Linked DNA regions of Mus musculus: all the other regions are linked to region 3. A link is a loop called in an ENCODE intact Hi-C map of the cell type or tissue named here. Cell type or tissue: heart. All regions are shown on one strand.

Region 1 (8,000 bases), 130 kb after region 3:
CTGCATCAATGTCATTGCTGGTTATGGGTCTGTTTAACCTGTTTATATCTTCTGGCTTTAATTTTGTTAGTTATACATGGTTTGAAGTTTATCCATTTCTTCTACATTTTCAAGGTGCTGAAATAAGTTTCCAAAGCATTTTCTTATGATCTATAACTCATGGGAATTATAATAACAGTTCCATTTTTAGCTCTAATTTTACTAATTTGGTTCTTCTGAGTTATTCTTTTGGTTAGTTTGGTTAATTCTTGTTAGTTTTTTTTTTATTTTGTTTTTGTTTTTGTTTTTCAAGTACCAACTCCTTGCTTGATTAATCCTTTGTCTTTCTTTTTCCTCTGTGCATAGTATTCCACTAAGACTTTTCTGTAGTTACTTGTCATGAATTACTTTAACTTGTGCTTTTCTTAAACTATTCTTAGTCTTTATCAATTTTAACAAACAACTTGGTTGACAGTTACTTACTTCTAGTTTGAAAGATGCTTCCCTGCTGCTGGTGACAGATGTGAAGCTGTGCTGTTTCTGCCTCTGTGGCATTTTTCCCTTGCAGGTTTCAGCAATGTTTCTGCACTGGTGTTTGTCTTAGCTGGGACCTACTGTGGACCCGTCCTCTGCTCATGTCTGTTGGGGACTAAATGCTTCCTGTGTTTAAATGTCTGTTTCTCTAGGTCTGGGAAATTCACAACTATTACTTTACTGAGTTTGTTGTATAAATCTAATCTGACTTTATCTCACCTCTCTCTTTTACTCCATGGATTTTTGCATTTATTGTCTTGACTGTTCCCCAGACCCCTTGGCAGTTTTGATCATTTTTATTAACTTTTCTTCTTTGTGTGTCTATCTGTTTAATTAACTTGACTTTCTCCTTCTTGTGATTGATTTTCTCTGTCAATGGGTCCTACTATGTTTTTTATTTTGTTGCTTGATTTTTTTCTAAAATGTCTTCCCCTAACCCCTGTGTATAAATTTCATACCTGAATTTTTCTAGCCCTTAAAAATATAAAAAGAGAGAAGCATTCTCTACCAGGCTACATAGCCACTACACAAGGCTAGGACTCACAGAGGTAACATTTAGCTTCCTTTACATCCTCCATTCTCATCTCTCCTGACATACCATTAGTCCTGCTTCAGCCTGCCTGCTCCCCTCCTCCAAGCCCATTTCTATCACTTTGGGATTTGGCCTCTTGGTGTGGACTCACCCTGGATCTTGCCCACTATCTCTTTCACTTTGCTTCCAGCCCATCTCCATTCCTTTCTGACTCCCCGCTGATACCCACAACACATGCTGACAAAGGGAAAACCAGTTTTTTCCAATGGAGAGTCACTGTGTATATCTGCCTTACTCCAGGATGGACCCCATGACCATGAGTAATTGACCAATACTAAATAAACTCCAGGATTTTGTGTTTAGGGTTTTTTTGTTTGGTTGGTTTGGTTTGGCTTGATTTGGTTTTGGGTTGTTTTTTTGGGGGGGAGGAGGGGGGATGTGTGTGTGCTTTTTTAAAAAAAAAATTTTATTTAACCTTATTTATATGAGTACACTGTCGCTGTCTTCAGACACATGAGAAGTGGGCATCGGATCCCATTACAGATTGTTGTGAGCCACCATGTGGTTGCTGGTAATTGAACTCGGGACCTCTGGAAGATTATTTTGTTTTTCTTATTGGGGGTTTCATTTGTTTGTTTTGATTATTGATGTGAAGAGACACCATGACCATGACAACTCTGATAAAGGAAAACATTTAATTGAGGTGGCTTATAGTTTCAGAGATTTAGTCTATTATCTTCATGGCAGGACACATGGCAGAGTGCAGGCAGGCATGTTGCAGGAGAAGGAGCTGAGAGTTCTGCATCTTGATTCCAAGGCAGCCAGAAGGAGACTGACTGCTACACTGAATGTAACCTGAGCAAAGGAGATCTCAAAACCTGTTCCCACAGTGACACACTTCCTCCAATAAGGCCACACCTACTCTAACAAGGCTACATCTAGTGCCACTCTCTATGGGCCAAGAAAGCATTCAAACACATGAGTCTATGGGGGCCATGCCTGTTCAAATCACAACAGGGGTGTCTTAGTCAGGGTTTCTATTCCTGGACAAAACATCATGACCAAGAAGCAAGCTGGGGAGGAAAGGGTTTATTTGGCTTACACTTCTACACTGCTGTTCATCACCAAGGGAAGACAGGACTGGAACTCAAGCAGGTCAGAAAGCAGGAGCTGATATAGAGGCCATGGAGGGATGTTCTTTACTGGCTTGCTTCCCCTGGCTTGCTCAGCCTGCTCTCTTATAGAACCCAAGACTACCAACCCAGAGATGGCACCACCCACAAGGGGCCCTTTCCCCTTGATCACTAATTGAGAAAATGCCTTACAGCTGGATCTCGTGGAGGCATTTCCCCAACTGAAGCTGCTTTCTCTGTGATAACTCCAGCCTGTGTCAAGTTGACACAAAACTAGCCAGTACAAGGGGAGAGGGAGAGGGAGAGGGAGAGGGAGAGGGAGAGGGAGAGGGAGAGGGAGAGGGAGAGGGAGAGGGAGAGGGAGAGGGAGAGGGAGAGGGAGAGGGAGAGGGAGAGGTGGGGAATGAATGAATTTGGTTTGGTAGGGAGGTAAAAAGGATATGGAATTAGTTGGGAAGGAGAAATAATATGATAAAAACCTGTTGTAAAAAAATATATATAGAAAAGGTAGCAGACAGATTTGACCCATGAACTAATTCTCTCTCTCTCTCTCTCTCTCTCTCTCTCTCTCTCTCTCTCTCTCTCTCTCACACACACACACACACACACACACACACAATCTCCATCCATCTATCTACCTATCTATCCATATATCATCAATACATGTATCTATCTATGCATCTATCTATTAATATACCTATCACCTATTTTTATAGTTAAAAGAACATATTTTTGCTCTCAATTTATTAGTTCATTGAGAATTCCATACCTGTTTTGATAATATTCACCTCCCCTCCCTCAGCTCTTCCCATATCCATGCCCCCTTCCCTTCCTACCTAATTTTGTGCCTTTTTTTCCACATCAGGACCAGTTTGTGCTTACCCAAGTATTCTTGGACATAAGCACTCCCACTGGAATGTCATTAACTTATCAGAATTTTTCCTATCCCATCAGTTAAAAATTGCCAATAGCTCCTCAGATCAGGATGGAACTTCATGCCCAACTCTCTTCTCTGCTGAAATTTGCTTTCATTTATGTCTGACAGGTCTTGTACATGCTATCACAACTGCTTGTGTGTTCACATGCTCAGCTGCCCTGCTCTATCCAGAACACACTGCTTCCTCTGGCCCTCATATCCTCTCTGTTTCCTCCTCTGCAGTGATTCCTGAGCATTCCTACCAAGCCAGATGTGGGAAGACACAGCATATACATTCCATTTAAGGTTGAGCATATTTTAGTCTCTTATTCTTTACAATTTGGCCAGCTACGAATCTCTGTGTTGATCACCATTTACTGCAAAGAGAAGCATCTCTGATGAGAGGTAAGATGTGCCTTAATCTATGGGTATAATGATAAGTCATTAGTATTTTAATATTTTGTCCATTTAGCAGAATAATAGTAGGTTCTCTCCCCTAAGACCTAGGACCTATCTAGCCATGGGTTCTCATCCCAATAATTGTGTCAGGTATAGGTTTTTATCTTGCAGAACAGGCCTTATGTCTGATGAAAAGAGGTTTGGTTACTCCTTGCTGTCTGTGACACTATTGCACCCGTAGGCATGTCATTATTGGAGCTCACAGGGTCTGACAATAAGACTGATGCTTCCTTTTCTCCTTTCGTAGGATGCATAGGAATTTCCAACACTATAAAAGCTAACCAGTAGAGATGTCATTTCTAGGTTACTACCAGCTTGACAGCTCCACATTCTATCATCAAGATCTCAAAACATTGCAGACTATTGCCACTGCTCCTGGTTACCCTCCAGAATTTGGTAGCAAAATGTTATTAATGAAAAATCTTTTAAATATGCAGTAAGTTTTCCTTATAAAACACAGTTCTATCACTTTCAGAAACATACTAAAGCCATTGCTATCATTTTTATTTTACATATATTATGATTTACATCTCCATATTTTAAATGTTTACAAATTATTAACTATCAAAACATCCTATTAATTTTAATTTTAATATTTCATCAAATAAGGTACTAGATTGTTTACATATATATTATTAATAATGCATTTATATGTGCTGTGGTTTGGAAAAGGAACCATACATATAGTGTTTGGGTTGCCACTTAGATATACAACTATTACCTCTGCTGAGTGTGGGTGTGAAATGGTAAATCAAGAACACCCCCTAGTGGCCTCAGTCATGGCAGATAGACACTCAACTAGGAACCTGGCAGAATCCTGTGTGACTAGAGCAAAACCAGAGTGCTGCTCCAACACACAAGACAGGCTGTCAAGTCAGAGAGGGACAGGAAGCAACAGGTCCTAGGAAATGCAAAAATAGGTCATTCCTGGGGCAATTCACAATTATCCTTTGAAAAGTGCATGGAGGTAACAGTATGCCTTAAAAGTACAACTCTGATAAATATCAACCTCTAGTGAACTCTGAGCAGGTCTATAAACAGATTAAAAAGCAATGCCTTAATAAAAGGAAGAAAAGGCCAGGGAAAGCGCAGCTATGGTAATATGTTTTGAGAGGTAGTACCAGCTGATATCTTGTATTTATGAACTTTGGAGTCAGACTGCCTGAGCTTGATACTAGATTGGCCAGTGGCTAGCTATATGGCAACCTTCCAGTCATCCCCATGCTTTTGGGAAGAGCCTGCATTGTAGGGTACTAGTAATGGTATAAGAATTATGGGGTTGGTAAGATGGCTCAGTGAATAAAGGTGCTGGTAGCCTAGCTTGATAACCTGAGTTTAACCCTTGGGTCCCACAAGGTGATGGGAAAGAATCAACTTACTTACTTACCTCTCTCTCTCACACACACACACACACATATTTAAATAAATAAGTAAAAACCTTTAAAAATTAACATATTGCTCTTTGAACAGCATTTGGCACAAAGTAGAGGTTTTATGCAGCCAGCCGGTACTATTATAACATTTCCCTCAGCAACATTCACCACTGCATACAGTTTCTATTTATAAACACTTCAATGACTTATTTATGTTTTTTTATTTTACGGTCTGACTTTTCTGCCCCAGGTCTCATAGCAGCAGAAACTTCAGTCTGTTTTGTGCACTAATTATGGTTTCATTGCCTAAAGAAGTCTCTGGCACACAGAAGGTGCTCAGTAAGTATTTGAATACCAAATATCCAAAATAAATGTACAAATTAATGTGTAAATAGAGTAACAGCTCAATCAATAGCCAAAGAAATGGAAATTAATAACAGAATTTCATTTTACAGTTGCCATGGTTATATATTAACACTAGAACTAGATCAAAGTGTCAGTCATCAGTGGGAGCTCGAGCGCAGAGAACTTGCCAGCTGTGCATATGGAAGGCCCTGTATTTGATTTCCAATACCATAAAAATGTCAATCAGTCTTGTCAAATAATTGACTAAAATCACTTAAAACAGAGCCTAAAATGAGGCTTCTACTAAACTGAAGATGAATTGGCATGACCCATTGCAGATAAAGGAACCAAACCGCAGAAAGGTGGGCGGTCTCTCCCAGCCAGAGCTACTCATGCTCTCTCTAGACTTATGCCCCATTAGCCTGAAGCCTAAAAAGGGAAGAGAGACAAGTATACTTCCTATCATAGGGACCCAGATTCTACTTAAGAAGTCTAACTGCTGCCATGTTCTCCTAAATTCTCTCCTTCTGCTATAGCAAGGAACAAGTAAAAAGTGGAGAGGAAAAGGTTGAAACTCTGACCTCAGAACTAAGATAAAAATTATTTTGCTGTGCCTGGAATTCAGCTATGTTTCCCAGTTCCACCACACAAACTCAGTTATTTTCAGGTCACATTTTTATGATTCTATAATCTTAGTTAAGTAATATTCTCAGACATTATAGATTTCCGACTAACTAGATCCAAGCAATAATTGCAGTAAAAATGTTGTTCTGTAAAATGAATATTAAAAATAATAACATCATGAAATATTAATTAAGCATTTACTATATGCTAGTCATCATTCTAAAGTTTTTATAAATTGAATTATTTAAATCTTATTGAGACTCAGAGAGGTCAAGGCACGTATCCAAAGAGTATAGTTAGTAAACAATGAGCATGAACACCAGCCAGTGCTGCTTTGTGCCAAAGCACTAACTCCTTTAAATTGCCACCAGTCTAAATATGAGGTAAACTACCTACACAGCTCTCCTTTACCTAGGTTGTTTTTCTATGTGAATAGCTGCATGTTGCATCCACACTCTTACCAAATTTTACTACCTAACACAATATAGTCCCAGACACTGCTGTGAATTAGGAAAGTCTACAAATTAAGAAGTGTGACAAACTAGAATATATTTCACAAAGGTAAGTACTGGCATCAAAAGCCATTAAACAGTGTACAGGATAAGAAGATAATGAAGTAGGGTAAGTTTTCTCTGTGCTTCTTGCTCATGACAGGCCAAGCAATTATGATTTGAAATTTTAAGTTCAAATCATGAATCTTAAAGTTCATTTCAAAGAATAACTTTATTCACATTGTTTAGAACTTAAGCACCGTACTTCTGGAAGCATTTCATCAAAGACTATGAAGGATGTTAGAGAAGACCAAGTTTTATATTAGGTAAGAGATGTGTTTCCTTCAGAGCTCTGAAACCTACCTATCACTTCATTACCCTGCTCAGTGCTGAATGAGAAAGATTAAAAATAAATTCCTCAAAATATTTTTTTAATAATATTTATTTAACTCATTTACATTTCCAATGCTATACCAAAAGTCCCCCATATCCACCCACCCCCACTCCCCTGCCCACCCACTCCCCCTTTTTGGCCCTGGTCCTCAAAATATTTTTGTATTTATTTTAGAAGACTATATTTTTATTTTGAAATGGCATCCTATTCAACTTGTACACATTAAACATGGTTATAATTATTCTAGCTATTGTTTGCTTATTTGTTTAACTTTTGTCGGAAAATAAAAAGCAAGTACATTTTACATTACTTGCTAAAAACATTTACACATTACTTTTGTTGCCATCTATATAGTCCAAAGTCTAATAACCAGTAGACTAGATAATAATTTAAAGATGATTCTGTGTAGTCTTTAAACATATGTAATCATATATGAATTAAGACTGCTAATAGTAGCATCCTAAATTCCCTGAGGATGATATATATCACAGGTTATATATCTACCATCTCATTTAATTCTTACAACTGGGTTAATGCTTGCATTCCCTACAGGGACTTAGTACTTAAGTAATAAGCCCAAGGACCACATGACTGGCATATATAATGGAGTAAGAATTGAAATTGAGGCCATTGGTCTCTGGGAGTGATTTTAATTTTAAAAATCATAAAATATGAAAACTAAAAATACTAAATATGTTCCTCCATCTTTAGAAATATAAAACAAAACTGCAAGTATATGATTACTAGAAATGCAGCATTCAATAAGCAGTAGATAGTGGGAGTGAATCCAGGTGCTATCAAGAGAGTATGACCTTTACATGAGTAAAAAATGAAGGACTCTAACATTGGGTAATAACCGAGTAGAGGGAGGGAAGAATCGGCCTCAGTGTGTTCTAAGCAGAGGAGGAAAGAAAGCTTCGGTAAATTCCATATACACAGTCAAGAACTCTGAAATAATACTCTTTAAAGTGGGATCTGTAGTCCAGGTAGCAAGCAGATGCTGAACTTTTGTTTACTAGGAGAAAGAAGCCCCTACACTTCAGTGTCTCCAAGCCTCAAGGGCTTCTCCTTATTGTTAGATAAATAAACAACCATTCTGAGAATCAGTGAGGTCAGAAACAGATTGTGACCTGAATGCAGATCTGGGTAGATCTCTGTGTTAGGAAATTCATGCTGCATTACACAAGGAAGCAGGGGAGCTAGCATTCTAGAAATGGATT
Region 2 (8,000 bases), 540 kb after region 3:
TTAAGAATGTGAGTGGTAAGATGGGAGTCTGCCTCGAGTTTGGCTGAGGATCCAAGGAAGTCAAATGCCAACTATTCCACCATAAAATGGAAAACCACCAAAAGCAGAAATTCTCAGTAACGGGGGAATGGGTGGAGACGAAGTCTTTTGCAATTCCTGACTATCTTCTACTCACTCCTAAGCTAGGGAGGAAATTTAGTTTAGAAGGGTTTTAGAGCAATTTTTTTGGATTGTTGTGAGTCAACAGCTTTTTCCTCAGCTATTCCTAGGGAAAGAAACTTCAAGGATTTAGTGTAATTTTGCTATATAACCATTGGGTCAGAGGCCACAGTGGACTGGTGCCAGGCTTACACTGAGGGATTTATATACCCAGTGCTCACATACTTTTCTCATGTACAGTCACTACTCTAGGAATACAAAAACAAAAACACAGCAAAACAAAAAACAAACAAACAAACAAAAAATGGTGAACAGAATGGACAAAACTCTGGGCCTTCACAGAGCCAAAGAGCTAGGGGGGATTTTGCTGATACACTGAAAAATGAGTCTGGGGTTTGGTCAAAGTCCATGGTTACTGAGATCTGAGGCAAAGTATTCCTCTGAGAGTGTTTCTTTGGATCATAATGTGCTATTGAAAAGGACCACATCAGGCAGGCGTGGTGGCGCACACCTTTAATCCCAGCACTCGGGAGGCAGAGGCAGGCGGATTTCTGAGTTCGAGGCCAGCCTGGTCTACAGAGGGAGTTCCAGGACAGCCAGGGCTACACAGAGAAACCCTGTTTCAAAAAAAACAGGACCACATCAAAGGACAAAAATATTCCATACAAAGAAGATGGCCACGGACCTGAAGTCCCTAGCGATGAGCTGATAGCCTGAAGGTACGTTTACCCATGTGTGCAAGGTTACCAGTGTGTTCTCACTGAAGCAAAGGGGGTCTCTGTAAAACCCGAGCGGTAACCAGGGTTAAGTTAACATCACTAGCTCAGGAATCAACCTTTAGTCACAGAACTGAAGCAGCTGACATTAAACCGTCTCCCTTCCTGTTTCACCTTTGAAGACAGCCTAGTTGGCCTGGACAGAGTGCACAGGGGAATACGCAGGTAGGGACATAATCACCCATTTGTTCAAGCTAGGGAAGCCAAGAAGCATCTCCTTTAATATTTTATCACCATGATGAATGTGTTAATTACTGGTCTCACATTAGTAATGGACTAGTTAGCCTCAGTCAATTTGTTGGCTTTTTTTTTTTTTAACTTGATAGACCAAAAATGTCATGAGATTTCTAAGATAGTTCATTCGAAAGCAGGGAAGAAGTCCACACTGGGTTTGTTTCCACCATGCAGAGGGAACAAACTCACTTGTATGTGGCACCAGCTCTGTCTCATTTCTTCAGCATATACAGATCACCACAGACATTTGCAAGTCCTCACGAAAAAAAAAAATTCAACTTTGCTTTTATTTAGAAGTTACTCTTATATGGTTGCCATTGGGCTGGAAAGACAGCTCAGCAGTTAAGAACATTGGCTGCTCTTCCAGAGAACTCAGGCTGTACTCCCAACACCCACATGGCAGCTTATAAACCTCTGTTAACTCCAGTAGAAAGGAAGCTGAAGCCCTCTCTGGCCTTCATCAACACTATATGCATATGGTACACATATGCATACATACATGCAAACGACCCACACATGAAAAATAAATAAAAATAAAATTATTTAAATAAAACTAAAAATCCTGACCTAGCTTACTAACATGGTTTGCTGAGCTGGCATTCCCACAAGATGTCTTTGTTGATCAATTTTTCAGCATCATTAGCCAAATCTTCAAAAACAGGTATAGAAGAACTAAAAATGTAACATGTGCTTTAGGACCTTAAGGAGAAACACAGAGACAGAGAGAGACAGAAAGAGAGTGCCAGAACGGCCTGCCTCTTCTCTTGGCCTGTAAGTGGAGCTTTGTGAATAAAGAAAGAATATCATATTATTTTCTGAGAAGATAGAAATCAAAAGGGCATTTTTAGGAATGATAGGTCCATTTTTAGTAGACTTTTCTTTTTTAAAAAGATTTATTATTTTTTATTTATATGAGTACACTGCAGCTGTCTTCAGACACACCAGAAAAGGGCATCAGATCCCATTACACATGGTTGTGAGCCACCATGTGGTTGTTGGGAATTGAACTCGGGACCTCTGAAAGAGCAGTCAGTGCTCTTAACTGCTGAACCATCTCTCCAGCCCTTCATTAGACTTTTCATTAATTTAATCAAGATTTAGTGAATACCATACGGTATCCCAAGCTCCCCAAGCTTTCTGCCAGATATGATGAATGCTTCAGTAAAAAATTTTAAAGTGAGCCAGTTGTGGTGGTACATACTTTTAGTCCTAGCACTCTGGAGACAGCTGGATTTCTAAGTTGGATGCTAGCCCAATCTATGCAGTAAGTACCAGACCAGACAAAGCTAAATAGTAGGATATTGTCTCAAAAGAAGATTTTAAGTTAAAACTTCCGATCTTCCCCTGCATAGTAGTGCACCCCTTTGTGCATACCATTAATCCCAGCACTCAGGAGGCAGAGGCAGGTAGATCTCTAAGTTTGAAGCCAGCCTGGTCTACAGAGCAAATTCCAGGACTGACAGGATTACACAGAGAAAAAATAAAACCAAAAATCCAAAAAAACTCACAAAACCAAAATTCCTATCCTTGACTGTTTATATGGTTTCCTGTTGTACATTTACAATAAACACAGACATACACACCAGCTTTTATGTGAGCCAGAATGAGGATTTTCTTTTCTTTGTTTCTAGAAAGATCTTTCCTTCGTAGGACCACAGTGGCATCATTATCATAACTACAAGCTAATGAGAAAACAACAAAAGCAAAATCAAGGGCAAATCATTAAGTAACTTCCTTAATCATTGGAGGAACAGTGAAGAAACACAAAAATATTATTACTAGTAATGAAAAGACAAAGCACACTCAAATTAGAGGATTTTTTTTTCTTTTTCTGCTCATCAGTTTGACAAGTTAGAAGGAATACACAATACCCATGGTGCTGCTGAAAGTATATACAAAGTGGCCTGTCAGTCACCACTGAATATAAGTTGATATTCCATCTTATAACTAACATATATTTATTGTAATTATAACTATCTTCCCTTTGACCTCACATGTTATAAATTCATCAAACACACAAAAGGTGTACACTAGAATAGTCATATTACTTTAATAACAGCAAAAACCTGCTAAGATCTCACCGATACTAGATTATTATATTTCCACATGATAGACTTCCATGCAACTACTAAAATTAATATAGGTCATTACCTACAGGCATGGTAAATTGGCTAAAACTTTTTAAGTGTATTAGTAAGAGACAGTTTAGTATAATCTTATCTTAAAACATGTATTTGTGTGAGGCACATGACTATAGAAAAGAATTGTGAAGATTTTTATAACATCTTCTAAAAGAAATCTCAAAAGTAGATGGGCTAATTTGGGTGCTTTAAACTATTTTATGTCTATGAGTATTTTCTCTGTATAGAAGTACAACATGTATCAAAAGATGGCCTAGTCGGCCATCACTGGAAAGAGAGGCCCATTGGACACGCAAACTTTATATGCCCCAGTACAGGGGAACGCCAGGGCCAAAAAGTGGGAGTGGGTGAGTAGGGGAGTGGGGGGGGGGGGGAGGGTATGGGGGCCTTTTGGGATAGCATTGGAAATGTAAATGAGGAAAATACCTAATAAAAAATATTTAAAAAAAAAAAAAGAAGTACAACATGTATGCACAAGCGTCACGGTAGCCGGAAGAGGTCCGATTCCCTAGAGTTGCAGAAGGTTGTAGACAGCACTCTGCAGTTCCACAACCATTTTTAAATGAGCATTTAATTTTCCCATTCATTCCAAATCCATTGTTCATTCAGCAATACAAATTATGTACCTAATATGTGCTAGGCACCGTGCTGGTGCTGCGAAAACAAAACAGCACTATCTATCAATTTAAAGTCAGAAATTTTTAAAAATAACAAGAGCCAGTGTTGGTGAATTTAAAGAACAAAGCAATCTAATTAACTGTTGAGAGCATATAAACGAGGGAGGGAGGGTGCAAACCCAGAGAGAGATGAGAAAAAGAAAAGCAAAAAGCATGATGGTTCAGAGGATTGCTATATTAGCTGCCAAGCTGTGAACCTGAGTTCAATCCCAGAATCCACGTGGCGCAAGGAGAGAACCACCAACTTCAAGTTGTCTTCAGACTCCCAAAAAAGGGTATGCAGGGACACAGACACACACACAAAACAAATGTAAAAACAAAAAATGTACATATATATACAGACATGAAAATATTTAGAATGTGATACTAATTACTGTGAACATAGACATTTAAATGATGTGTTACTCCGCCATCAAAGTTCAGATCCTTAAAGATCCTTACCTGACTCTGGGTACACGTTATTCAACAGAATTAGCAGTCTTGATTTCATTTGGGGATTAAACCAAAACATACTCTTTTAAAACTCGTAAGAAAACTCGCACCTTCCCCCTAGTGGCCTAATCTACCAGATACGGTATTTGGTTGTGGACAGCAGAAGATCAAGTGCCAGGACAGAAACCAGGTCCTACAATAGCAACTAATGATCATAAGTATCACGATCATGCGAGACCATGGAGCCTTTAAGGATGGGCTCTCCAAGTACTCAAGCATCTCAGGCCAGGAATATGAACACACACACACACACACACACACACACACACACTTGTTTTTTTTTTTTTTTTTTCTGCAGCCTCTTTCAGACACGCTGTTTCCCAAACCTCTCTGTGCACTGTGACAGATCTATGAGGGACCACCGCACCATCCCGAGCTAGGTGGCGACGTTCAACTGAGAGGACCGAGAGTTGGCGGGAATCTGCAATCCACTTGGGGATTAAAAAAAAAAAAAGCAAGGAAACTCTGGGCGTGACGTGAAGCCACGCCCCCCGCTTTCTCTGCGCATTGGCTTTCCCACCCCGGAGCTTCCTGCCAATCCCACGTTCTCAGCTTTCGCAGGCCCCGCCCACTTAAGGCTGGAGGGCGGGGCAGCGTTAGACGCCGATCCGTGGCTCTGGGATAGATTGCACTTCCTGCGTCGCCGCCGTCAAGACTCCGCAGGCTTCTTTGACGATCACCGAACCGTAGTTGGGGCCGTGTTCCTGTGTCCGCTGCTGGGTCAGGTTGTCGCTGCGCCGGAGCTATGGTGTGTTGAGCCCCGAGTCCTCGAAGGGTTTGGGGCTGAGGTACACTGACGTGGTCGGGGATCGGCCTCTGTTCCCTGGGGCGTGGGGCGGTGGGAGAGGGAGCTTACCTCACGGACAGTCTCCTACAGTGATTCAGCATCTGCGGCCTGGCCGGCGGGAAACGATCAGTAACCTGGGCGGCCTTTCGCTCAGCTTCTCCACCTTACGTGGGGTCCAGGCGCTCTCCCTCGCCCAGCCAGAGGCCCTCCCCTCTCAATTTACTTAGGTGGCCGATTTCAAGATGCCCTATGGTCCTTTGTCATCTGCATAGGAGGAAGGCTATAGGAATGGAGGGGTGCACCTGGCATCGCCTGCGCAGACCTGAGCCTGCAGTCAGGTCTTTAGACCAAATTCATCTTCCTTGTGGGTCTGTCTTAATCTGTCTCATTAGAATGCCGTCGGGAAAGACTCCATACAGTCACTTTGTTCTAAAAGGGGAAGTAATGGATTCAGGTTTACAGCACAGGGCCCTGAGCTGCTTCTGTGGAGTCTGCCATGCGAACTCTTGCCTTTTTTGCCATTATGAGTATTCTCCTAAGAGCCGATACACTTGCTTTAGTAATGACATTATGGCTGTAGTGGGTCTGCCACGGTAGCAATTTGTGCCCACCTCTTTACTGAGGATTTGTGTATATGTTAATTCATCCAGTGACAGGGTGCAGGTAGAGAGCTCAAAGTTAAACCAAACATAACTTTATTCATACTATAAAGATAAAAAAGGTATGTTGGAAGGTGTTATGGTACACGAGTTTAATCCCAGCACTTAGGAAGCAGAGAGGCAGAATTCTGTGAGTTTGAGGCAAGCCTAAGTCAAAGTTCCAGGACATCCATAGTGTAGAGACCGACACCAAAAAAAAAAAAAAAAAAAAAAAAAAGGAAGGAAGAAAAGAAGAAAAAAATATGTATAGTTGGTCATGATAGCAGACACCTGTAATCTGAGCACTTGGTAGGTTGAGACAGGACTTCAAGATCATTTTCCCAGGTATATAGGAAAAAGCCAGACTGGGCTTCATGAAACCTGTATCTCAAAGCTCTGCTGGAATATTGTGCTGAGAATTTTCAGAGAAAAGAAGAAACCTTCAAGCTCTGTTGGAATATTGTGCTGAGAATTTTCGGAGAAAAGAAGAAACCTTCAAAGATAGACATTTGAGTCAATGTACAGAAAAGGCCTTTGCCAGATTATTAGAGCCCTGTGTAGAGAACAGTATGAGCAAAGTGGAGGGAAAGTTGGTGTGTGCATTCTTTAGCACTTGACTACCCAAGGGGAGTGCTGTGGAGAATGGCAGGATATAGAGTTAGGGAGAACCTAGTCCATTCATCCCAACAGCTCCAGCATGGTTAAGGGACCTTGTTAAGGTAGAATTGCATTGCAAACTGAGTGCTGTAATAATGTCTCAAGAAAGCTGCACTAGGAGAGAGGCTGTAACAATTGAAACACATGTCTTAATGTTAAAATTTGAACTTTGTAATGTTCTCATTTAATCTTTCTTCCACTTTCAGTTTCGAAACCAGTATGACAATGATGTCACTGTTTGGAGCCCTCAGGTAAAAAATGTTTTATGCCATATCAATGAAGTGACTTTTCATGGCTGAAGTAGGTTCAGGGACCTATGAGATTGTAAACTGGGCTTGGTGGTACACATCTTAATCTTCATTGGTCTGCCGTTGGCTGAAGCCATAGGATCATGGAGTCAGTGGGCAATTTGAGCAGCTTAGTAGAACTCCTTAAAAGAAAAGGAAACAAAGCTTGTGAGATTATAGGCTGTGACCTTCAAGTTAGAATTAAAATTCGTTTATTGGTTTTAAAACGTGAAAAAAAATGTTTGTCTTTAGGGCAGGATTCATCAAATTGAATATGCAATGGAAGCTGTTAAGCAAGGTTCAGCAACAGTTGGTCTAAAATCAAAAACGCACGCAGTGCTGGTTGCACTGAAGGTGAGTGAAATATAACCCTGTCTTCTTCCTCAGGAACAGAACTATCAAATGTAGATTCCACTGATAAACAGTGAACCTCTGAACTAAAATACCATATTGTGTCTATTTAGAGAGCACAGTCAGAGCTTGCCGCTCACCAGAAGAAAATTCTCCATGTTGACAACCATATTGGTATCTCAATTGCGGGTCTAACTGCTGATGCCAGACTGTTATGGTATGTATGATGATGAAAAATGAAACATCCATTTTGATTCTTAATAGACTATTTTTCTAAAAAAAGAAATACCTAAATAAGATATAGGAAGTCATCTCCCAGAATATTGTAATTTTTAATTGTTTATTTTATTTGTGTGCATGTTTTGCCTGTCTGTATGTCTGTGCACTAGAGTGTGCCTGGTTTCCTCAGAAGCCAGAAGAAGACATTAGATTCCCCCAGTATTGGGGTAACAGAAGATTGTGAGGTTCTATGTGGATACTGGAATTGAAACTGGGTTCTCTGGAAGAACAGCTAAGCTATCTATCTCTCCAGTCCCCAGAATATTAAAATTTGTACTATTGTAAATACCTTAGTGGGTTTGAGTATGAAACTAAGTATTTCTATTTCTTAATTTTTATAGTGCTATTAAAATGATTTTGAAAGTCCCTTAAAGTGATACTTGCTGACATGTATATTGTCTCAAGCCCTTCATGCCTAAGAGCTGGGCACTCTTCTGTTGAAGGATGACCTAAACCATTCTAGTTTTCTTCATAATGTCAATATTTAGTATATATAAGCCGGGTAGTGGTGGCTCACGCCTT
Region 3 (8,000 bases):
CTTCTGGCTGAGAACACACCAGCTTCAATCTTAAAAATCTTCCTGCGTAAGCCTCCCAAGAGCTGCAATGCCAGGCATGCACCACCACACCCAGCTCCTAAGACTGCTAACTATCTCCTTCATGATTCTGGCTACCTAGGTATCTAAGACCTACAGGAAAACTCAAAACAAATGAGAATTCCAAGAATAGTTAAGTTCCTCTAGAATATAATCAGTTAAAAAGAAATTTGAATCCTGGTTGGAGAAAAACAAGAAGACAAACAGAAGCCAAGGACAAGGTAGAGTAACATGTGGGTCAGAAGCAGAAAGCAAAATATGAAGCAGGATGGGACAAGGTTTAGGACAAAGCTGTGGCAATGCCTGAGGTCCAAGGCCCCCCTTATAAAATGGTGGACTTATGGCAGAGGTGGACTTATGGCAGAGATGTCAACTCAATACAAATCCACAGAAACTAAACAAGCCTCCAAAAGGTAAGAGCATCCTCCCTCCTCGAAGCCAACATATCCAGGCTCCACTCCACCTCTGCTGTTATTTCAAACACAAGTGGATAAACGCAAATACCAAGTCACAACAGAACATGGACGCGTGGATAGCAGGGGTCATGTGGCCCCTCTGAGGAAAAAACCAATAGGGCAGAGAGAGGAAGATGCACAGGCAAAGAAAGTTGAAAGGGATACCTGCAGTGGAGAGCAATCGTGGCTTGAATCACTTGGGAGTATGACTAGAAAATAAGCTCTGTGTTCGCAGAGAATTTTCCTTAAAGCACATTTCAAATAGATGGGCGGGAGTGGCTGTTCCTTCACCGGTGTTACTAGCCTTGTGCTATATGAAAATGCTACATTTTCAACAAACTTCCATGGAGGCCCAGCTGGGACCTGGGCTGTAGCCAAAGGGCTTAGGTCAGTGATTATAAGATGATAAGTGCCATTGTCTGGGGAAATATTAAAAATTATAATGCTAGTTGGGCATGGTGACTCAGGCCTTTAATCCCAGCACTTGGGAGGCAGAGGGAGGTGGATCTCTAAGTTTGAGATCTACAAAGTGAGTTCTAGAACAGCCAGGGCTACACAAGGAAACCTTATCTCAGTAAATGTATATACATATACATATATATATATATATGTATATATTCAATTTAACCAACTGAATTATTATTTTAATGGCCTATCTTTTTTGAAAAGTTCTTCATGTAAGTCTAATGGACACCTTGGGTTGAATACCAGAGTTCTGGGATGATTGTAGTACAAGAGAGTTGACACAGCCTTCAGATTTTGGAGAGTGCCTGCTTTCTAACTTGACTTCCTCAAGATGCATCATACACAGCAACAAACTAGTCAATGATGCATTAGCCTTCCTTTGAATTTGGCAACAAGACAATGGGATCCATCACCTGCATCTCCATCTAACACTGTGCTCGCCAATGCAGTCACACGAGAAAAGAAATACTGGTTGCAAGGAAGCAAGCCTGCTGTTCTTTATGCTGTTCTTTATGTTCTTTACAGGAGGTTTAGATGTGCAGAAAAATGTGAAACACTCAGCACTCTACTAAAATGTATAAGCAGATTTAGCACAACCACAAAATATCAAGGATATTTTCTGTGTATTAGCAGGATGATTTCCAAAGTGGTCATTTAAAGTACCACTTACATTACCATAAACCATAGCTATGAAAAAAGATTTAAAAGATGTATGAGGGGTCAATCCTTAAAGTCTACACTAAGGAGTAAGGTGCGTTATGTTCATTGATCAGATTGTTTTAATTGTTTGAGATGTCAAACATATAGAAATATAACGAACTCTTAATTAAAGTATTGGCAGGTATTTTGTAGACTCCAACAAGCTGGTTATAAAATGAATATAGAAATCTAAAGATTTGCCAATATCGTCTTAAAGAACAGAGAGTACTTGTACAATTCAATATTGAGGGTTTTTTTTTTTTTTGGACTGGGGTACTCAGTGTTATATTGGTAAAAGGATGGTCCAAAAAGACTAACAGGACAGACTATATCCATCACTTTGTTTACACAAAAGAATCACTTCATGTGAAGAAAGTCTCAATAAGGAATTTTCTAGACCAGATTGGCCTGTGGGACATGTCTGTGGGAATTTGCCTTGATTGGTAGATGATTTAGGATTAACTGTTAACTGCCCATTTTAGGTGGCACCAATCCCTAGGCAGGGTCTTCTGAGCAATATAACAAAGGAGGAAACCAGCTGAGGGCAGGCAAGCAAGGATCCATGCATTCAATACTCTCTTTCCTTGACTGATTATATGATGTCACCAACTGCTTAGAGCTCCTGCCCTGGGACAGCCCAACCCCCAGTGACAGACTGTAATCTAAAATCACCAACTCAAACACTTTCTCCCCTAAGCTGCTTTCTGTCAAGATATTTTATCACAAGAACAGAAACAAAACAAGGACAGTGTCAAACAAAATACAGGAGAATGTCCTGAGCATTCTGGAGAAAGCAAGGATTTCTTAAATAGACAGAAGCAGCACTCACTATAAAAAGGAAGATCAATAAATAGGACCTTAACAAAATCAAGACTTTCTATTTATCAAATGACAACATTAAGAGAAAGATAAAGCAAACCACAGGCTGACAACATTTATTCTCGCCATCTCTATCTGAAAAGGGATTTGTGTCTAGAATACATTTTAAAATTTATAAATCAATAAGTCAAGACAAACGATCCGATGTTTTTAAATGAGAAAACATCTCAGACTGTCGTTTCAAAAAAAAAAAAAAAAACACAAGACAACCAAATGGACAGCAAGGATATGAAACAGTTCTCTGAATCGTTACTCATCAGAGAAACAAACTTCAAAATCATCATAAAAGATGAATTTGTGCCTGAGTAAGTCAGAGGCAGGAGACTGTCTCGTAAATCTACAAACATGTTCATCTGTGCTTCTGAACTGATCTAAGAAGAGGCCCCAGCCCAGCTCTGAAAATTGAACACGCTCATCATCTCCACAGGTCTTTCTGTCCGTCTGTCTCCCTTTCCCCGTAAGCCTCATCTTTTTTCTCACAGCCCTTCCCTCTCTGTGGGCAATCAACAGGCCCGCCATCACTTGCTCTACACGGTCAGTACCAGAATGTCCAAGGAAGGGCACGCTTCTGGTTCAGTTCCATCCCAATCTGCACTGATGCTCACAGATGTTCACAGTCTCCCATTTCCTTTTGCTGCCAGAAGCCCTGTGTCCCCTGCTCCCAGTGACGCTTCTCCACTCAAAAGCCAAAGGGTAGCCCAGCATCACATTGCTGTGTGTGCCAGAAGCATCACCTCCGCCCCCAGTCAATTCCCCTTTGTAATGTCCCCTAAGGTACAGCCTCTCTTCACCACAGAACTAGCATCATCTTCACAGAGAATTTTCCGTGTTTCCTGAGTCCTTTGGAAGAAATGCACACTAAGTAACATTTTATCCACAGACCAGAGTCTTCTCAGCCCTGGTTGCCCCCACACAGAGAAGGAAGGGAGCGTTCCAAAGCAGGGCACCGGGTCAAAAGGCTGCAAGTTCTGCTCCAATGGCTTCTCGGGAAGCATCCGCGCACACCCAGGGGACAGACACACCCAGGGGACAGGTACCAGAGTTCCCAGCCGAGAGAGCTCAGCACCATCTCGTTTTCCTACTTCACATTGTGTCTTACAAAATCCATTCATACTCCACATGCTACCAGAAAACTTACTAAATGCTATTGGGAAACATCCTCTGGTTCCTTAGAGAGCCACTAGCCACGAGAGAACAGGCATCCGTGCTAATGCCAGCGTGGCAGCCTCTACCCAGGAAGCATCCCCAGCCTTGACTGCTTGCTCTTTATCTCATCTGTCTCACACTGGCTATGCATCCTGGACCACCAGTTCCTCTGTCTGCTTGGAGATGCAATGATTCGAGTCTGAAGAGGGAGAGAGAAAGGAGAATCTGGCACAATGCATGAGGCCCTAGAGTGTAATGGGACTTAGCTCATATCCCACAGAAATATATTCAAATATGTTAGCCATTCTTTCCTTGCTGAAGGACCCGCCCCACTCCTCCATCTGCTGCCTTCACTTCACACAGGACCCTGAAACTGCTGGCAGAGGCTATACCTCACGTCAGCCCCATGGCTGGTGGTAGGAGTGTGTGTGTGTTTGTGTGTGTGTGTGTGTGTGTGTGTGTGTGTGTGTGTGTGTGTCTGAGTCTGTGTCTGTGTGTCTGTGTGTGTGTGTCTGTGTGTGTGTCTGTATGTGTGTCTGTGTCTGTGCAAAGAAATGCAAGCCATTTCCTTGGCAAGCCAAAGGGTGACAGCATCTCCAGCCCCCCACCCCCCACGCCAAAGGGTGATGAGTGGCAGGGAGCATGCTCAGTCATGACCTGGGAGACAGGAGTGTTCTGCCCAACAAACATTGCGCAGAGTCAGAGGCCAAGCCTGATGCCTGGGCTGAATCCCCTCTACCCACAGGATGGAAGGAAAGATGACTAGCTGTCCTTTGACCTCCACATGAGCACCGTGGCACGTGTGCATGGTCACTCTATAACACATGATTAATTAATTAACTGTAAAAGATACATAGCTGATCCTTTGGGGAAGCCTCAGGATTAGGGGCTAGGGGTACAGTAGATTGCAAGATCTGTCTGCATCTTTCACCTAGAGGATCATATTCCTGTAAGAAACGTTGGTTGTCTTGAATTTTAACCATTCCCCCTCCCTCCTTGTATGTCTCAGGATATATTTTCTGGTCCTAACTGCTGATGGTGGGGCCCGTAGCCCAGTAGCCACAGCACTTCCAGGAAAATGCTGCCTCGCGGCCTGGCAGGGCTGCCAGTAGAGCTCTTGTCCACCAGGGGCCGCTGTTGCACAGCACATGGTGTCCCACAGAGCCCCAGTGTGAATCACTTAGGTATCCAGACTGCCTTGCAGCTCCAAAGCTTCAAATTCAGGTTGGAACCGATTGGCAGGAAAGCTGCAGCTCCCAGCTGGCACTCTGGTCAGTACTGGCCCACCATGTCAGTGATATCCTAGTAAAAGCAGAGGGAAAGTACACGGGATGGGAATGGGGGTGGGGTGGGGGTTTGATTCCACCCTTTCAAGCCTTAATCCTCTCTGCTCCTACCCAGGAGACAGACTGAAGTTAGACTGTAAGGGAAAGGAATGAGTCACACTCTTCAGAGAAGACTGGGTCAAGGTTTTCCCCTTCTCTGCCATGCTCCAGTCAGAGCTGACTGTGGCTCTGAGACGCTGGGTTCAGTCCCAGCCTGTTCCCAGGGCAGCTGAATTCATTGTCAGTTACAGGGTGGAAGCAAGACTTGAGTCCCAGAGAGGAGAGGGCAGGATCTGGGGGGTCTGTTTTCAGAGTAGCCCGTCTCTTAATCAAGAGCTTCTCCTGAGAAAAGAAGGGTCTGTGGGTCAAATCATCCAGAGGCCCCTCTCCCCACACAGCCTCACGTAACTATCAGGACTGGATCTAGCAAAGTAAGTCGCTGGCTGCCTTGTGCTGGCTGCCTTGTGCTAGGGCCGCACACTGTGGCCACTACTGCTGCTTTTGAATCGTGGAGGGGAGAAGGGATCTAAGTGGACGAGAGAGGACAGAGAGGACAAGCACGGGGCTCCCACTTTGGCCCTGTGCTTCCTGTTGTCTACCTTTGTCAGTCTTACTTGAACTTTTGTAAATCGGAATGGAGGTAGCCACCACTCCCTGCCTCACTTGAATAACAACTGTGAGATTCAAAAGGGCAACAGGATGGGAGAAACTGCTTAATTTCTTTTAAATGTACTATTTCTGACTCATGACCACCGAGCAGAGCACAGTGGGGAGAGACTTCTAGTAAGCAGGCAATGGAGCCCTCCCCACCGCTACCACCACCGAGCCCACTTCCTCCTGCCCAGGGTCTTTGCCTAGACCTCCCTGTCTCTATTTTCCATGCACCCCAGAGCGTGAAAGGTGAGCTGGCGTGTGATGTAAGCCGCAGTTTCCCTTCCCACGTCCACCCACACCTCAGAGACTTTTTCCTTGGACTTGAAATTAAGCTCTTCTGCTCTCCCCTGATCATCCTTAATTTCTTTATCGATTTTCATTAAACTCTCCCTTTGGCTCCAGGACAAAGTAAACTAACTCCTTATTTCCCCACAAAAGGGGGGGGGGTGATTGGGTAGAAACAAAAGAATGTTCTTCGGGAAGTGAGACTTTCTCTTGTCTAAGGCTAAAGGGAAATTTCTAGAACTGTCTTGAGAGCTGGCTAAAGTTGGCTGAGCACTGGGCTTGGAAAGTTCCTAACCTCTTACAGTCGTAGACCTGTGCCTTTCTGTTCTGCAGGTACCCAGCTCCTCATCTGAACCATATGTTCAGTTAGCACTAGTCCTGATCCTTGGTCCCATTCTTTGAGCCAGCAGTACCTGGCCCTTACTTTAGTCACACCTGGAACTCTTCTGTGGCTGTTGCAAAATCCTTGGCCCCCAGTCTCTTTGGGGGACAATGCAGAGTCTCTCTTGACCACCATGTAAGACAAACAAGATAGACATAGGCAGCATATGTCCCATGCACAGATTCCAACTGGAGACTCAGCGTATTGCTACCCTCCACCAGGAGAGGTAACCATTTCATTGCACAGAAGATGCCAAAAGTCAGAGGGAAGTAACTATCTCCTTGGGACTCTTTCTTCCTCCACAAACCATGCAGTTCTTAACAATGCCAGTCTGTGGTGTCAGGAGAGCAGCTCTGATCTGTCAACCTTGGGAGTTGGGAGTGTCTGCTCTCACTCCATTCTGGGATCTGGGTCTCCCAAATGTGGTCCTGAGAACACTACCATCTCTCTGGGCTCCCCTAATTCACTGAGCATGGAGCTCCTTAGAGACACAAAGTACCACAGATCAATGACCAGCCACAGTGTCCTTTGCATCTCCTATGAATGCTTTCCCCTGCACCTCTGTATACCCACTAGAACTAAATCTCCACTGGCTTTTTGGTTCTCTTTCACCAGGAATCCAGGAATTCTAGAAGTAGGGAGCCTCCTTCAAGTCACAAGCCAGCCTCCACTCTAGCTGTACTTTTGGGCTCTCCACACTTGGCCTTTGGAGCAAGCTGCTTGCCTTCTACCCTGAGCCTAACACAGGAGCAGTTAGTAAGACATGACTATCTGCCAAGGACCAGGAAAAGCATGGCTGACTTCTAGAAGTGTACTGATCCTGGTACCAAAACAGAGGGAGCCTATGGCTGAAGTAAACTAGATTTCTACAGGGAAGACTCCACAGGCCTTTCTAGAGAGACCTTCCCTAAACCAACACCTTGAGCCTAGCTCCAAGGGAACAATCCCTTTGTAGTCCCTATTTCAGAAGGGCTACATCACTTCCTCCTATAAACAGTAACCTCCCAGAGTCCAGTCTCTTCCAAAGCCCTTACCAATAATACTGCCCTGCCCACAATCATGAAAACTGTAATTCAGTCCCACTGTGCACTAAGTGCCATGCATACAATAGTCCCATGAGATTTCAGTGTTTTTAAATCAGGAAAATGTCCAAGAGGCTCAGGAAGTTATCCCAAGTAACTTGCAAGTTCTTCAAACTTAATAAGCATAGAGAATCAAGTTTAGATTCAACAGCCTGCCTCTCAACCTCTTCAGGGCTCAGCTGCACTGGAGAGATGGCTTCCCAACAGACACATGATGAAAGGATGAGTCTGAAGAGTGAGTGTTGGATAGTATGAAGGGCCAAGTGAATGGGATTAGAAGTGGGAGACTGACAGCCAGAAGGAAGAGGCAGAGTGTGTGACTTGGAGTGGCTGCCTGAAGGAGACTAGGACTTTATCAACCCTTAGCAATCTGACCTGGAAAAGAGGAATGCCCACCATTTCTTTTCCTTTGGGGGCAGGGGCCAGGGAACCTGGTTTAAGTCACAGGAACTTTTTCAGTGTTCTCATGAAGCAAGCAAGGGCAGGGATGCTGAGTGGCTTTGGAGCCAAGGCTTGAATCCTGCCTCTAATACTTGCTAATGAGGTGATTTTTGACAAATCACAAAGGCTG

What was found. A loop is a pair of places that touch in the nucleus more often than their neighbours do. Peaks named below come from ENCODE experiments on the same cell type or tissue, not always from the same donor. Only the 100,000 strongest peaks of a DNase experiment are listed, where the experiment ranks them.
Region 1: it touches region 3 in a loop (4-fold over the local background); 4 of 42 quality-filtered maps call a loop at or near these places.
Region 2: it touches region 3 in a loop (3-fold over the local background); 7 of 42 quality-filtered maps call a loop at or near these places.

What each region holds. Positions count from the first base shown.
Region 1 is chr7:114,688,862-114,696,861 of GRCm38, reverse strand. No RefSeq gene overlaps it. Among named protein-coding and RNA genes, the nearest start is that of Calcb, 26 kb to the left of the region's middle. In heart, a CTCF peak has its summit at 4,332 (motif pointing left); no DNase peak of the experiment used is centred here.
Region 2 is chr7:114,273,228-114,281,227 of GRCm38, reverse strand. Psma1 (proteasome subunit alpha 1) reads left to right here and starts at 5,112. Exons shown (of 10, transcript NM_011965.2): 1 at 5,112-5,227; 2 at 6,768-6,812; 3 at 7,101-7,202; 4 at 7,313-7,416. The coding sequence starts at 5,225. In heart, a CTCF peak has its summit at 4,546 (motif pointing left); a DNase peak (open chromatin) is centred at 5,087; H3K4me3 peaks cover 2,418 bases; H3K27ac peaks cover 1,790 bases.
Region 3 is chr7:114,814,564-114,822,563 of GRCm38, reverse strand. All of the region lies in intron 7 of Insc (INSC spindle orientation adaptor protein), which reads right to left. Among named protein-coding and RNA genes, the nearest start is that of Gm24982, 14 kb to the left of the region's middle. In heart, a CTCF peak has its summit at 4,819 (motif pointing right); no DNase peak of the experiment used is centred here; H3K27ac peaks cover 486 bases; H3K27me3 peaks cover 447 bases.